Linked DNA regions of Mus musculus: region 2 is linked to region 1. Evidence: chromatin loops called from intact Hi-C (ENCODE). Cell type or tissue: left cerebral cortex. All regions are shown on one strand.

What was found. A loop is a pair of places that touch in the nucleus more often than their neighbours do. Peaks named below come from ENCODE experiments on the same cell type or tissue, not always from the same donor. Only the 100,000 strongest peaks of a DNase experiment are listed, where the experiment ranks them.
Region 2: a loop joins it to region 1, with 4 times the contacts of the local background. A loop is called at or near these places in 6 of 42 quality-filtered maps.

Annotation. Positions count from the first base shown.
Region 1 is chr3:30,545,917-30,553,916 of GRCm38, forward strand. No RefSeq gene overlaps it. Among named protein-coding and RNA genes, the nearest start is that of Mecom, 40 kb to the left of the region's middle. In left cerebral cortex, a CTCF peak has its summit at 4,452 (motif pointing right); DNase peaks (open chromatin) are centred at 1,055, 2,091, 3,208 and 4,517.
Region 2 is chr3:29,041,621-29,049,620 of GRCm38, forward strand. Gm33154 (a long non-coding RNA gene) reads right to left here and starts at 3,927. Exons shown (of 3, transcript XR_389637.2): 1 at 3,815-3,927; 2 at 2,701-2,759; 3 at 2,148-2,477. In left cerebral cortex, no CTCF peak of the experiment used is centred here; DNase peaks (open chromatin) are centred at 4,922 and 5,926.

The sequences.
Region 1 (8,000 bases):
TCTTTTAAAACAGGGTTTCATGTAGCATAGGCTGACCTCAGACTCACTATGTAGCTGAGGGTGAGCTTGACCTGATTCTCCTGCATTTATATACCTCTCACGTGCTGAAATTATAGATATATACTACCATCCCTGGCTTATATGGTGCTGGAGATTGAACCCAAGACTTCGTGCACACTACAAACTGTAAGGCAAGCACTGTACCAACGGAGGTATTTCCCCGGTCCAGGAGTAGTTGTCTTTAAGAGTAATGTCTTTACTTTATATTTGCCCACTGACTGTCTAGAAAGGAAGCATCTAACTAGAAATAGCATTAAAATCATCTAATCAGAGCTAAAGCTTTGTGTGCAGCTGGGGCACCTGCATCGCCACAGACTCAGACTCTGTTGTCACATTCCTCAGCCCCCAGACCCCCTACCCACTCACTGTGTGCCACCAATGTTTCTCTTTGGTAAATGATAGACATTTCCCTCTCCTTGGCAGCTTCCCTCGAAATATTATCAGTTCTGCCTCACCATTCCCGATGCTAAGGAAGGCTCTTCCTCTTGTGGCTTTCCAGTCTTGTCGCCAAGCTTGGACAGCTAGGATCCCTCAGCGGTACTTTGTCACTTGGCTCTTGAGGCTTGTAGATTCGTCTCCATCCCACTCACACCTCCCCCTCTTTCCCCACGCAGATAAACTTGGAATCGTTTCTCAGGGGCTGTCTAGAGGGTATGCGAAGGACACCAGTTTAGGCTACTAGAAGGAGCCCGTTCCCACGGCTGGAATGAAATCTGTGCCTTTGGGGGTTCCCTCCTGTCCTGTTCGTCTTGCTGGGACCTACCGCACGCCATTTTATCCCAGCATCTCGGAATAGAAAGTCGTCCGTCACACCTGCACATTTTATTACAAGTCTGTTGTTTGTTTGCTGGATCCGGATGGGGGAGGGGTGGTGGGAAATTCAGAGTCAGAGGAAAGCTGTCTCTCAGCTCAGTTCCTCTGCTGCTGCGGGCTCCATTCCAGTTGGTGCAACAAGAGATCGGGGCCTGTGTTTGCTTTTCTTGGCATCTTCAGAGGTGATGTCTGTAGCTGAAGACACTGGGGCTGTTGCCAGAAGCCCTGCTGGAGCTGGGACTGTGTGATTCCAGGTTCTAAGATCTCATCTACTCGCAACGATGGAGAACATTTTGATCTTGGCAGACACTCTCATGCCGGCACTCCATATCCACCGGGTTCTTCTTCTCCTGGCTTCTCAGACCCCGAGCAGAGCAGCAAAGTGACCTCTGGACACACACAACTGGGCAGCAACACCATCTCTGGAATTCCCGGTGTCTCCCTGGGGAACTTGTCACCGTGGACACAAACATGATTACAAACTGCTAGTGACCTGGCAGCACATTAACACAGTCCCATGAGGGGAAAGAAGAGCAAAACTTCCTTTTCTGGGAGCTAGCCCCACCGTCCTGCCTATGTCACACCCAGAGAAGTACAAGTTTCAGCCATGCAGATGAGCACCAGGCTGAACACAGCAAAACAAAATTCTCTCCTTGACAGGAAACTAGTTCTGCCTTTACAGCCCAGGGCCTTGAGCTATCGCCTCCGATGCATGTCTATACTCTGGCCTACTCCTACCATCTCTGGCATGCTTGCTGTGTGTTTTCTGCTATGCCTTATTTTTTTCCTCAGAGTCTTGTTTAATTGTCTCTCCGATTTCCATTGACTTCTTCCCTACTGCCGATGTTTGTAACCGGGATTGGCTGCATAAATATTTCCAAACCATCTCAGAAGTGTTGTCGCTGATGAGAGCAGACAGAAGGCATTTCCAAAAGTATAAGAACATGGATTTGGGGGTGGGGGGGTGGCTTCTCCTGCAACTGAGAGAAGGAAAGTTATATTGCAGAGTCCGGAGGAAGCTTGACACAATCCTCCCACACTGTCCCTGCATGTCCTCATGTGCGCATTCCTTAAAAAATACTGGGAGCTTACCTCCACGCTCGTTATTTCTCCAGCTGCTGGTCCTCACCTTCTGGAACTGACTTATGGCCAGCAAAGATATCAGGATGAGCCCCGTACTACCGGGTGGTAACTGCACATTTGGGAAGACCTGGAGCATGAAGCAGAACTCTGTAGAGAAACTAGGCCTAGCGGAACTTCCCCCTCCTACTTAAGAGCTTTGGGATTTGTTTTCACTTTCTTTTTTTTTTAATTTAAGTTTGTCCTAAATAGATAATCTCTTCTTGTGTCTTAAATTCAAAAGTATAGGGCTGGAGAGACAGTTCAGTGATTGCAAGCATCTGCTGCACCTGCAGAGGACCTAGGTTTGGCTCCCACCATACAAGTGGCAGCCTTCAACCATCTGGAACTCCATTGCAATAGAATTTAATATCCTCTTCTGACCTCCACTGACAGCAGGCATGCCCAAGGCATAGGTAAACACCCAGATACATAAAATAAAAATAAATCAAGTATACATTAAAAGGTTCACTAAACAATTTCATCACCCTGGCTCTCCCATCAATGGTTTCCTTCTACTTGTATGTAGGTTTCCTTCACTACAAGCAATTTGCCAGAAATTTAGCTGCTTAAAACAAAGCCTATGTGTTACCTCACAGTTTCTATCGGCCAGAAGCCTGAGCAGTGTTACTGGGTATTCTGCAGAGTTGCTCAAAGTGTAATAGAGGGGCCTTGTGGATCCGTCTGGCAGCATGCAATACCAATAGGAGGACACTTAGACAGGCTGAACTTGGAGAACTCAAGGACGAGGCAACGGTCAGTGAGAGTAGGAGGGTGAGGGGATGACTTCGGAGACTGAAACTGTCTGCTTTTGGGTGGTTTGCTTGGTTTTTGTTTTGTTTTGGTTTTTTTTGTTTTTGTTTTTGTTTTTGTTTTGTTTTGTTTGTTTGTTTGTTTGTTCAGTGCTGAAGCCTGGACCTTGAGCTTGCCAGGGAAGTACTCTGCAGCCTTTTGTATTCTTCTTCGGGAGAAAGTTCCTCCTGGTTAGCAAGAGTCACAAAACTTTTCAGCCTTACTCTCCTCTGGTTCTTCCAAATTCTGCATGGCTATCCCCAGTGTTCTTGGAGTCTCCAAGCTTTAAATACAGGAATACATCGTACTTTTGGTAAACCATCTGTGAATTTTGAAAAATGCACAAAACTATGTGATCAGCACAGCAGGTTTGCTACGGAACAGGCTCGAGACTCCTGAAATGTTCTCTCAGGCTGCTGTTAGGACTTCCCAAAGCAGAACGTCCCATCTGCTCATCTGGATCTTTGCCTGCTCCAGAATTATGTCATATACACGGAATCCTGCTGCTGTGGTGTGTGATTCTGTCCTCCTTGGTTCATGTGCTGAAACCTGACTCCCGATGCGTTTGTGTTAAGAGGTGGGAACATGGGGAGGTGGTTAAGTCACAAGTGCAGAGAATTTACAGGTAGGATCAGTGTTCTGATATAAGAGGCCCAAGGGCCCGCAAGGTGGCTCTGCAGGTAAACGCACCCATCATCAAGCTGGGTTACCTGAGTTCACACACTCACGCACACACAGGGAGTAAACAAAAAGGTAATAAAAGAAAGGTTTCCTCCTCTCACAATGGGAGAACAGACACTGGTCGCATCACCAGCAAGCAGCTGGCCTTCAGTGGACGTTGGTCTGCTCTCCTGGAACCTGGACTTCCCTGCCCCCTGATCTGTGTGAATTAAACACACATTATTTACAAATTACTCAATGTGAGCTGCTGTGCCACTCTTGCCCTCAGCTACCTACCGTACAGCCTTTGAGCCTGGCTTCTCCCGCTCTACACAGTACACTGGAGGATCACTCGTGTTGTTAGATGTAGAGCATATCGCCTCTTCCCTTTTCCTGCTGATCGAGTGCTGTCAGCAGGGCCTGTCACTGTTTGTACAAGTGAAGGTTATTTAAGAGGTTTCCAGATTTCAGTTACTAAAAACATTGCATTCTTATCTGCAACTCTGCAACATACAGACCCCCGCTCTGTGTGTGTATGTACATGATTGTGTGTTTGTGTGTGTGCGTGTGTGCATGCGTGCCCATAGTTAGTTAGATATACACTAATAGATGTTCTTTTGTTTTTAGCCAATATATAGGCACTGTATAGTGTAGTCTAGCCTGAAGCTCACAATAGCCCTGCCTCCACCCTCCAAATGCTAGAATTATGGGAGTGAGCAGTCACATTCAGCTTCCTTGTATTCTCGCCTCTCTTCCTTTCCTTTCTCTATTTTCTTTTCCTCTCTCATCTCTTTCTTTTCTTCCTTTTCTATAAACAACCAGTACACTTTTTTCACTGCTAGTAAAACACAGTTGATTTTTCAAGATATGATTTTTATGCAATATATACTTCCTAAACTTAATTAGTTCTGGGAGCTTTTGTAGATATCTTCCTTTTTAAAAAAAGTTTTTAAAAATTATTTTTAATTATACAAATGCCTGTCTTTGTGTATGGGGGGGAGGAGGGCTGCACAAAAGCATGAAGTACCTGAAGAGGCCAGAAGAGGGTGTCAGTTGTCCTGATGTTTGTAAGCTGCTCTACATCAGGGCCAGGAGCTAAACTGGTCCTCTGCAAGAGCAGTGTGTTCTCTTAACCACTGAGCCATCTCTCCAGCCGCACCTTTAAGCTTTCTGTGTTAATAGAAACAGTTTTCGTTTCTTCCTCACTTGCCATGCCTTATATACCTTCCCCTTGCCTCATCTCATTGATTGGCTTCCAATAGAGGTGCCACTCCCTGATAATCAACCATTGAAATCTATAAGCCTATGGGAGCCACTCCTATTCAAACCACCACACCATCCTACATGGGTGAGTTTCATTTTCATTTTGTTGATGATAAACAATACTAAACTTATCTCAAATGTTTAGGCCTCTATATTGTATACTTACACTTATATAAATACACGTGTATGTCTTCTGAGAACTGAGTATCCAAATCATCTTTTACACTTTTTATTTATTTATGTACTGTGGGGGAGGGGGTACATACACATTCCACTGCATGGCTGTGGACGTCAGAGGATAACTTAAATTGGTTCCCTCCTTCTACCATGCTGGGCCCTGGACTGGCATTCAGATCATGAGGCTTGGTGGCAAACACCTTTACCTATTGAGCCATCTCACTGGCTCTGAATTGTTTGATTGTTTTATGTATCCTGGATACTAATCTTTATCAGATGGAGATTGCAAATATTTTCTCCCAGTTTCATGTTGTCTCTTCACATAGAAGTTTTGTAGCTTGAGTTAATCCAGTTGGACTGTTTGCACTTTTTTTAAAATTCACATTACATCCCAATATCAGCACCCTCTCTCATTGCAGTGCCCCCTCACACAGATTCCCCCCCCCCACTTCTCTTTCACCTCTGAGAAGCAGGAGCCCTCCTTGGGTATCAATACCCCCTCCCCAGCACATCGAGTCACTGCAGGACTAGGCACATCCTCTCCCACTGAAGCCAGACAAGGCAGCCCAGTTATGGGAATGAAATCCACAGGCAGGCAACAGAGTCAGGAACAGCGCCTGCCCCAGTTGTTAAGGGACCCACATGAAGACCAAGCTGCACATCTGCTACATATGTTTGGGAAGCCTAGGTCCAGCCTATGCTGGCTCTTTGGTTGGTGATTCAGTCTTTGGGTGTCCCCAAGGGTCCAGGTTAGCTGACTCTGCTGGTCTTCCTGTGGCATCTCTGTCCTCAACTTTTCCATAAGATTCCCCAAGCTCCATCTAATGTTCCGCTGTGGAGTCTCTGTATGTTTCCATTACCTGCTGGGTGGAACCTCTCAGAGGACAGTTATGTTAGGCTCCTCTCTGCAACCATAATAGAATATCGTTAATAGTGTTAGAGATTGGTTCTCATACATGGGATGAGTCTAAGTTCGAGCCAGTCATTGGTTGGCCATTCCCTCCATCTCTGCTCTATCTTGAAGGCAGGACACATTTTGGGTCAAAGGTTTTGTGGGGTGAGTTGGTGTCCTTATCCCTCCACTGAGAGTCCTGCACAGGTACAGGCAGTCGCCAGTTCAGGATCCATATCTTCCACTGCTAGTCTCAGTTAGAGTCACCCCCATAGACCCTCAGGAGACTCCCCACATCCCAGGTCTCTGGCACATCCTAGAGGTGTGCCCCACCACCACCACCTACCTCCAATTTCTGGTCTCTCTTCCCTGCTCTCCCTACACCCAATCCTTACCTTCACTCCCTTTCCTATCCCCCATCCCATCCAGTTCCCTCCCTTACTCAGGATATTTTCTAGTTCCATCCATTTGCATGCAAAATACATGATGTCTTTGCTTTTAATAGCTGAGTAGTATTCCATTGTGTAAATGAACCATTCTTCAGTCAAGAAAGGAACATCTAGGTTGTTTCCAGTATCAGGCTATTATAAATAAAGATGCTATGAACATAGTTGAGCAAGTGTCCTTCTGGGATTGTAGAACATCTTTTGTAAGCCCAGGAGTAGTATACCTGTGTCCTGAGGTAGAACTATTCCTAAATTTCTGAGAGACCACCAAATTGATTTTTAGAGTGGTTGTACAAGTTTGCACTCCCACCAGCAATGGAGGAGTGTTCCCCTTGTTCCATACCTGTGACAGCATCTGCTGTTCTTTGAGTTTTTGATCTTAGCCATCTGATGGGTGTAAAGTGGAATCTCAGAATTGTTTTGAGTGGCATTTTCCTGATGACTAAGGATGCTGAACATTTCTTTAAGTGCTTCTCAGTCAGTAGATACTCCTCTGTTAAGGATTTTTTTTTAGCTCTGTACATTTTTAAAGTGTGTTACTCGGGTTGTTGGTGTCTAACTTCTTGAATTCTTTACATATTTTGGATATTAGCCCTCTGTCTGATGTTCAGTTGGTGAAGCTTTTCCCCCAGTTTGTAGGCTGTTGTCTTGTCCTATTGATGGTGTCCTTTGACTTCCAGAAGCTTTTCAGTTTCATGAACGGCGTTGATTAATAGTTGCTTTTAGTGCCCGAGCCATTAGTGTTCTGTTCAGGAAATTGTCTCCTGTGCCAAGGATTTCAAGGCTACTCCCTAGTTTCTTTTCTATTAGATTCAGTGTATCTGATTTTACATTGAGATTTTTGATCCACTTAGACTTGAGTTTTGTGCAAGGTGATAAATACAGATGAGGGAAATTATAATAAGAACTCGAGAAAGAAACCTGGAGGTGGGAGATGTTGTAGAGGCCATGAAGGGATGTTGTTTACTGGCCTGCTCATCATGCATTCCTCAGCCTACTTTATAACATAACCCGGAATACAAGCCCAGGGAGGGTACCAACCACAATGGCCTGGACCCTCCCTCATCAGTCACTAATGAAGAAAATGCCCTGCAGCCTGATCTTATGGAGGTATTTCCTCAACTGAGCCCCCTCCTTTCCCATATCTCTAGCTTGGACCAAGTGGCTGTAGACTATCCAGCACAGATGACGTCATGGCCGCGTACACTACTCGTTGTTCCTTTCCCTTGAAAGCTTACATGGTACCTGCAGAAGGGTTTTTCAAAACATTGTCTCTTTCGGCAGAAAACAAGCCTTCCTTTCTAATAAAGCTTTCCCCGTTAATCAAGCTCTCCATTAGATCAGGCTGGGTGTGTCTGAGTGTACCTGAACATAATACTGCGGAAAAGTTTGCCTGTAGCTGGCCATGAGTTCTCTCTCAAGGGCACTCACCACGATCTGTTTAATTACTCCGGCCATGCAGTGTTGGCTGCTGTGCTGGGGTCACTGGGAAGCTCAGCCCCACGGTACACGGGATCCAGAACATCTTCTGCTGATTGAAGTCTGTAGCCTGTGGAGATGTTTTAATGGGTTCCTTGAAGCGTATCCTAAGAAATGCTGTCAACATGTATTCTTCCTTGTCAGGCCTCTGTTTTGTTAGGAATACTCTAGAGTTCTGTCTGTCTGCCTGTGGTTCACTGCTGTGTCTCCTGTCTGGTCTCAAATCTGGTGTAGCTATGCTCAACAAAGCGGGGGCAGCTGACTCAGGGGGAGCATCAGCAGCACGGCTCCTCGAGAGG
Region 2 (8,000 bases), 1.5 Mb before region 1:
GAGCTCTACAACTAAGTATAAGAATGCAGTGTAGAAGTCAGTGAAGAACCATACTTAGGATTATAGGAGCTGCATTTTGAAGCTCTTCATTAAATGCTATTAAATCCAAGCTAAGGTTGGATTGGTCACACTGTGCCACTGTGAGGTCAGACAAAGCTCAGCACACCCTTCCTACATATCCTCAAGAGATTGTCTATTTGGTATCCACTGAGCTACAGCTCTGTGACAATTCCTTGTCTTGGAAACAGGGAGGATTCTGTAGAAAGAGCAGGTCTTACAGGCCCACCGTGGCACTCCTGAGATGAGCCAAGCCCCCAAATCTTACTCAAAGCATAGACATTTCATAGAGCAGCAACATATTTCCTAGTTAATATGTTAGGCTTATTCAGCCTAATCATGTATTGATGCATAGAAAAACAAGACAAATAAATGCTAGCGGTTCTTTGGCTGTGCCAGAGTTCATGTCTGTGAAGCAATGCATAATTATCCATGAGGATAATATGAGGACCTGTGTTCAAATCCAAGCATCCATGTAATTGGTGCTCACACATAATACTGGAGATTGATGGCCACAAAACTCGCTCCAGATTCAGATGAAGAGAGACCATCCCTTAAATGTATAAGCAGGAGAGTGAAAAGGTATGTCATCCAATGTTCTGCCTGTACACATGTAAACACATATGCACATAATATGCTCATACAACACACACACACACACACTAAACACACACCAAGTAGTTCAGCAGAGTGATGTCAATGACTGAGGAGAATCAATGAAGTCTCCACATCACAGCTCTGCTTACCAATAGAATTCTGCCTGGAGCAGGCTAAGCATGCAAAGAAATGATGCCACCCATTGCTTTCAGTTAATACCTTTGTGCTTTCTCTATTGATTGGATTTCTTGCCAGCGAATGTCTTCTCTTTCCGAAGGAATCATCCCTGACTTCTCATCTTCTGTGGTGTAAACTCACACCACAGAAGCCTCAGTGTGTGCTTGCCTACTGCAATCTTCACCGGTTTCGTTATTAGATTTTTCCCAAGTCATTGTACCAATAGGTTAGATTATGCTGTTATATCTGTATTAACATGGTGTGTTAAACAAGTTAGCTTCCAATAATATGGGACGGTCAATATTTGATTATTCAAACAAGGGTTATTTGCTCTCATTAGGTCCAACTTGCATTCATCCGGGACTCTGACAGTGGTTCTCAGAGCGATGGGAGCAGGGATGCCTTTCTTCTGAAAATCCATCTGCAGATGTGATTTTCACCTCATGGAGCCAACATGCTCCACCTCTGGCCTTTCGGAGCTCTGCAGATAGAAAGAACGAACAGGCCAAGAGGTGCTGCCCTTGTCTGGAGAGTGAACCTTTCCCTTATGGTCCCCGGCGTCTCCTGCTTACATTTCAGGAGCTGCATGGTACCAGATAACTACTCTATCTTGAAAACCAACTTCTAGGACTGGAGAGATGGCTCAGTGGAAGCACTGACTACTCTTCCTAAAGGTCCTGAGTTCAATTCCCACCATCCACGTGGTGGCTCACAACTATCTGTTATGAGATCCGATAACCTCTTCTGGTGTGTCTGAAGACTCATATAAATAATATAAATAAATAAATACTTAGAAAACCAACTTCTAGCTGGACTCTGAATCAGCATTCTGTTTACATGGGAAAATAGGCTAAATATTGGCAATTGGCAGGCTCCACCTTACAATGACATTTTACACACTCTAGGTAGAGTCTAATATGATATGCATTTTAAAAGTTATTCAGTAGGCTGGCAAGATGCCTCCACAGGTCATGGCACTTGCTGCCAAGTCTGACATTCTGAGTTTGATTCCCGGAAGCCATGGTGGAAGGAGAAATGTGATTCCTGGACTTAATTCTCTGATCTCTGCATACATTCCTTGGCATGCCTCTTGCCTATCTAAAATACATAAATTATTCGCTATTTAACTGCCAATGGTATAAAATATCTTGTGGGGGATATAAACTGATGGAAAATGGTTTGAATTCCAACTTGGGAATATGGAAAAGTTGTGGTATATTGTTTTGCGTTTTACACAAGTACATTGTGTTTTTAAGTTTGAAAACTGAGATTGACTTATTGAAATGAAGGAGACAGAGTGGAAAACAACACTAAAGTGAAGGAATGACTCCTTTATTATCTGAATATCAAAGATCCCCAGGTGAGTTGTGTCAGTTGTACCTGTCTGAGCCACACTCAGTGTGGCAGGATGGAACACAGATAGTGCAGGAAAATTCCAGCTGACACCGCAACCCACTTGGTTTGGCTGAGTGGCCTAGATTCTAGCTCCATGGGTGCGATGGTATATAATACTGTCCCAATCTGCTGTTAAACTACAGAAACCTGCAGCAGCAGCAACTGTGCCGGGTCTGACTGACGATCTCCACAACTGTTCTTCCTGATCTTGGACAAGCCATTTAACCATGGGGATAAGTTGTTGGTCGAGTCTATGGGCAAATTAAAAGATGCCAGTAATGGAGCTCGCTAAAAGATTCAGGGAATGTTAGATCCAAACGGGATGTGCTATTGGCATTACTACAGTACAGTGTTGGAATATTTTCCCTGGCCAGCTTTCTACTTGTTAAGAAAATTCCTGCTTCCCAATTATTCCAATAGAACAAACGGGAGGAACGGAAAGTATTTTGGATCTTTTTACAATCAAAATCATACTTGGTATAAGTGAGGATGGAATCCTTTTGATCTGCAGCTGCAGGTACTCAAATATTTACCTGTAAGAAACAAAAGCCATGTTCTAAAGTATTCCTTGATATTATTTATTTATTTATTAAAAAAAACCCTCAAGCGGAAAAAGTGTGGTTTCAAACTCTGGGCTGGAGACATAACATTCTGACCCAGGGAGTTCTTACCTTTGTGATACTGGTCTGCCTTTGTAATAAATAATGGGCACTAAAACCGGTAACCAGGTTCAGGGTTCTCTCAGAGGAGCGCAGTAACATTATCTGCCTTGATGAAGGGAGTTATCCCCATGCCCTTCCTCAGCTGGGGGAAATTCCAAAAGCAGCTAGTCTTAAGTGCATCTCAGTTCTCACATAGGTCCTCAGTTATAGTTGCTTTAAATCAGTGGTTCTCAACCTACGGGTTGCAATTTGTGGTTTTTTTTTGGGGGGGGGTCACATATCAGATATTCTCCATATCAGATGTTTACATGATGATTCACAACAGTGGCAAAATCATATTTATGAAATAGCTTTATGGTTGGGGGTTGCCACAACTGTACTAAAGGGCCACAGCATTAGGAAGGTTGGGGACCACTGCTTTATATAGTCCCTAGCAAGTACTAAAGAAAAGGTTCAGTACGGTTTTCCTAATCGTTAAAGCTTAGGTAAGTTCTAAGACATTCCTTTTATGCCTCCCACATAATTTTCTATTTGTGCAATATATTGAATTTCTATTCCAATTTCCCTTAATTTTCCTTAAGGGACATTTAGTACTTGATAACAGCTTTTTCTAAATTGATACATCAGAACTTTTGCTTTTCTTGCCATTTAGTACTAAGCCTCTAAAATGAGTCTGGGTAGTGGCTGGCACTGTGGGTTTGTGTATTTCTGTTGCTCTGGTTTGCCCTTGTTTCTACCTCCAGCCCACCCTTCTTCACTTTCTGCCCCACTTTGCTTTCTGCAGATGTTACCACACTGACCAAAACAACTAAATACAGGAAAGGGTTTGTTTGACTTCTGCTTCCAAGTCACAGCCCATCCTTGAGAAATCCAGGGCAGGGACTTAAGCAGAATCTTAAAGCAGAAAAAGAAACCTGTTGACTCACTTTTGGCTGGTTCAGGTTCATGCTCTGCTAGATTCCTTAGATGCCCCTAGAATCACCTAAGTAGATGTGGGAAGCCGCAAATGCCATTACAAGATGGCGCTGGCTACCACTGGCCACCGCCCATGATTATGGGTAAACAACCAATGTGCGCATGTGCATAAGAGTTTTTTTGCTGAGTCACTGCCTGGCCTGACGCATAATAATGAGGTACTGGTAACATAACCAATCAGGTATGGACACGTCACTCCTAGGCCTATATAAACAACACCATTTCTGGGCTCAGGGTCTTTCGCCTACACAGTCAATGCTCTCCCAATAAACGTGTGCAAAAGGATCCTATTGTGACGTCGTTCTTGCTGGCCAGTCGGGCGCTCACAGGGAGTGGTACCACCCACAGTGATTTTTATCCTCTTCCAGCAATTAACAGAAATCATGACAACCCTTCACAAGCATGCTCAGACCAACCTGATAAAGAGTTACTCAATTAAGACTCAATTAAAACTCCCCCCCCCCCCCCCCCAGTGATTCAAGGCCAATCTGTTGACAGTTGACACTAACCAGTACACCCTGTTTCTGTGCTACATTTACCTTCTGGATCTTTCCACTGCTCACTTTTCTAGATGAGCCAGCCCCTCATAGCAACTTTTTCATGAAGTCAATATTCTCTTGACTCCCAAATTTAAGTTCAGGTCCTCTTTCTCTTTTCTCGCAAAAAATGTTGATACTTATATTAATTATGCTTTCTGTATCATCTATAATTATATATATATATATATATGTATATACACATATATATTTACCAGGTTCTTGGCTCAGGGATAATCTTGACAGATTTTATTCTGCTTGCCTAAGTACTGCTGAGCAGCAGGTCCAAGGGCTTTTCGGCTGCCGGGTACCACTATTCTTTTGTGGAATGTAGCAACATTGTGTGTGAGTCCTGAAAAGGCTAAGTCTCTAGATCTAGAAAGATGTGCATGGCTGGGTGGTCGCTGGTCAGAATGCTGACTGCTCATGAAGTTACATTCTCTGTGGATGCAGCTGCCATGAGAGGAACTTCTGGCATTGTCTCAAGTGCAGGCTGCTGATCCAAGGACAAAAACTCAGCTACCCTTCAGCTCCTGAATGCTCGAACAATGTCACAGTTGCCCTTTGCTGGGAATGTTTTGTGTTCCCTATGCCTTTAACAGGCTTGGCCCTGTCTTCCCTTCCTCATTAAGCCCTCTGCTCACCCTCTCCCTTTCGTGTGTCATCCTTACTTTGGAAAAGGGAGAATCTCTATCTTTCAAGGAAATGTTTTATCCATTACAAGAGTTCACCATATCCTCCAGGCTTAAATCTTCAGTAAAGTCAGAAGAAAGGCAGCAGATCTTTCTCTCTCTCTCCCCCCTCTCTCTCCTCTTTTTCTTTGCTTTCACCCAATTATGCTGCTTTCCTGGATAATGCAGCCTGAATGGAACAGATACTTTTCTGTGAGGTGATACGTAGGTGGGAAGGGCACCATCTCTAAGAAGAAAGAATGCTGGTGATTATGTCAAAACACAGCCTGGATGGAGGACTGGACTGTCACTTAGTGGCCAAAATCCCTGTGCTATTCATCTCTGTGGCTGCCTTCCCTGTCTCCTGCCGAGTTGTCCTGTTTATAAGGGGGTCCGGAGGTATAATTCTTTCATACAAAATGCAGCGTGTTGCCACTATCTTTAGATGACATTTCAGAGTGTTGAGTGAGGGTTTTGGGGCAACAGGTCTAAGAGTCTTCTGATAATCACCTCCCTGCTCCATAGTCCTGTTTCTCCTGATGATCCAGGGTCAGCAGTAGCAGCAGCAGCAGCAGCAGCAGCAGCAGCAGCAGCAGCAGCAGCAGCAGCAGCAGCAGCAGCAGCAGCGGCTACTGCCGCCTAGTTTCTCTCCATCTGCTTCCTCCTTGGGGAAAAGCTAGTGCTGAAATGACTTTCTCAGGGGAGTAAGCACATCTGCTGTCACATCTATCCTTATAGAGTCACGGGAGAAGAGGAAGAAACAGCCAAGCTCTTCCTCTTCTCTGGCTCTCCGTTTATTTTGGACAGGTTTCTGAGCAGCAGTGATGCCATACATTGTTGCTGGCATGCCACCTCCAGCAGCACTTCTCCCCTGCTTCAGCCCTGTCATCCCCGTTTGTCATCTGCTTCTTGGAGCCAGAGAAATTAGACTATTTCTATCTCAGCATCTGTGTTCCCGAGTGAGCTGGTGTTTAGGCCAATCGAAGTGTGAGGAAGATGTACCTCGCGTTTCTGTGCTATCAGTTGCCTGATGGGAGCAGACGCGGGTGCTAGCGTGCAGAGCTAGCTGCCTTCGGGGGGCACAGACTCCTGCAAGAAACCAACCCAGTCTTTGAGAGTGCCAAGGGGAGGCAAACCCTTGGATAGGTGGCAGATGTTCTTCATGATTTTCCTCTCAAAAAACGAAATGAAGACTCTATCCAATCATATTTAATCCCTCCAGCCCCCAAGATACTATTAGCAACTACATATGACCTTATAGTAATAATTCCTTTATTTTTAATTAATTAATTTTTATTTTATTTTTGAGATTACAATATAATTAAATCATCTCCCCATAATTATTCATTTGTGTAAAGAGTCTTGATTTATTGTAAGAGCTTGAATCTTAAATCATTCAAATTTTGTATGAATCTCTCTTTGTTTCTTTTATGTGACTTTATTGTTTTCAGAAAAGGAAAAAGTAACCTGTGTTGGTTATGTAGTGGTGAGCATAGCTGCCTTCCAAAGAAGGAAAAGTGATTGTAGTTTAGTTGCTTTGACATAGAGCCTGGATATCTTCATGCTTCAAGTCTTTCCAGGTTGGGTATTCATCATCAGAGAATCTACCAGGCTATCGCCTTCTAAAATACACTGGTCAGTATAAGTTTTACCAACAACTTATATCTATGAGTTATTGAATGATGTCATCTTCCACGTTGTGAAATTGTTTCTTTTATTAATTTCATTATTTGTTTTCAGTACAGAGATACATTGAAATTGGCATGTACGATTAAATAGCTAAGTCCTTGTGACTTGGAAATGCCACATCTTAAACACTGTTTCTGTATGGGTTTCAACAGCGTTCATATTTCATTTGTCTCTCAGAATAACTCCCTATGTTCAATGTTGATATCATGATGAGGTAGAAGAACTACTTCTAGGATTGTTCTGTGGGAATATTATCAACACATTAACTCTTGTCTCTGTACTCATCCAGCAAGTCAGACTCCAGGGTACAGAAACGAATGGCACCTGACAGAGATGGCATATCAACCTACATTTTCTTTGCATGTTAGTGGGACAGAAGAAGGACTGATGGGTGAGTCGACACAATTGGTCAGACATGTTTGATTTTTCTTCCCTTGGGATGAAACCCCAAGTTGTTTATGGAAGTCACTTTGGAGGGACTCTGGAAGATGTATTTACTAGCTTCCTTGGAAAAAACAAGCAGAATAGACAGGAGACTTGTATTAGAACACAAGGAGGCAGGTGCTCGTCTGGCCCACATCATGAAGGCACTGGGATCTCTCTGAGGCCTCAGGTGGAGAATGAACACAAGACTCTGTGGAATGAACAACAGCCACTGTGGGGCCAAGTCGTGAAGCTCACATCTGTGGTTTTTCTTGTTTACACTTCTGCAAATGCACTCAGACTACTTGATTTGCTACCTGCTTTGTCCTGATGACAGCATACTTTATGTTTCTTCTGTGGGACACTGGTCTAGATGAATGACAGATAGATAGTTTAATAAACTAGGGTAGGAAGACTCAGCTGCCAGACATCAAGTTCAGCTGAAATATCTTGAAGGAGGCGTGTAGCTTAACATCTGCCAAATGAACAATGTTTGATAATCAGACACTTAATACCTAGGGGTGATGATCTATCTGTTAATACACAACTGTGCTTACTCACCTCTCCATGTCATTGGAGCAACACAAATCAAAACAACAGTCAGGTTTACAGTATGGTGCATTTATACAATGAAATGTTACTCACTTGTTTAAAAGAAATCATTTGCAGGTAAATAGATGAAGATAGAATAAAAACTTCCTGAGTAAGGTAATTGTGGCCCAAATAGACAAATATGGTATGTATTATGTTATATGCAGGTGCTGGCAGTTAAGCCTTCCATAGGCATGCTACAATCCACCTAACCACAGAGCTTAAGT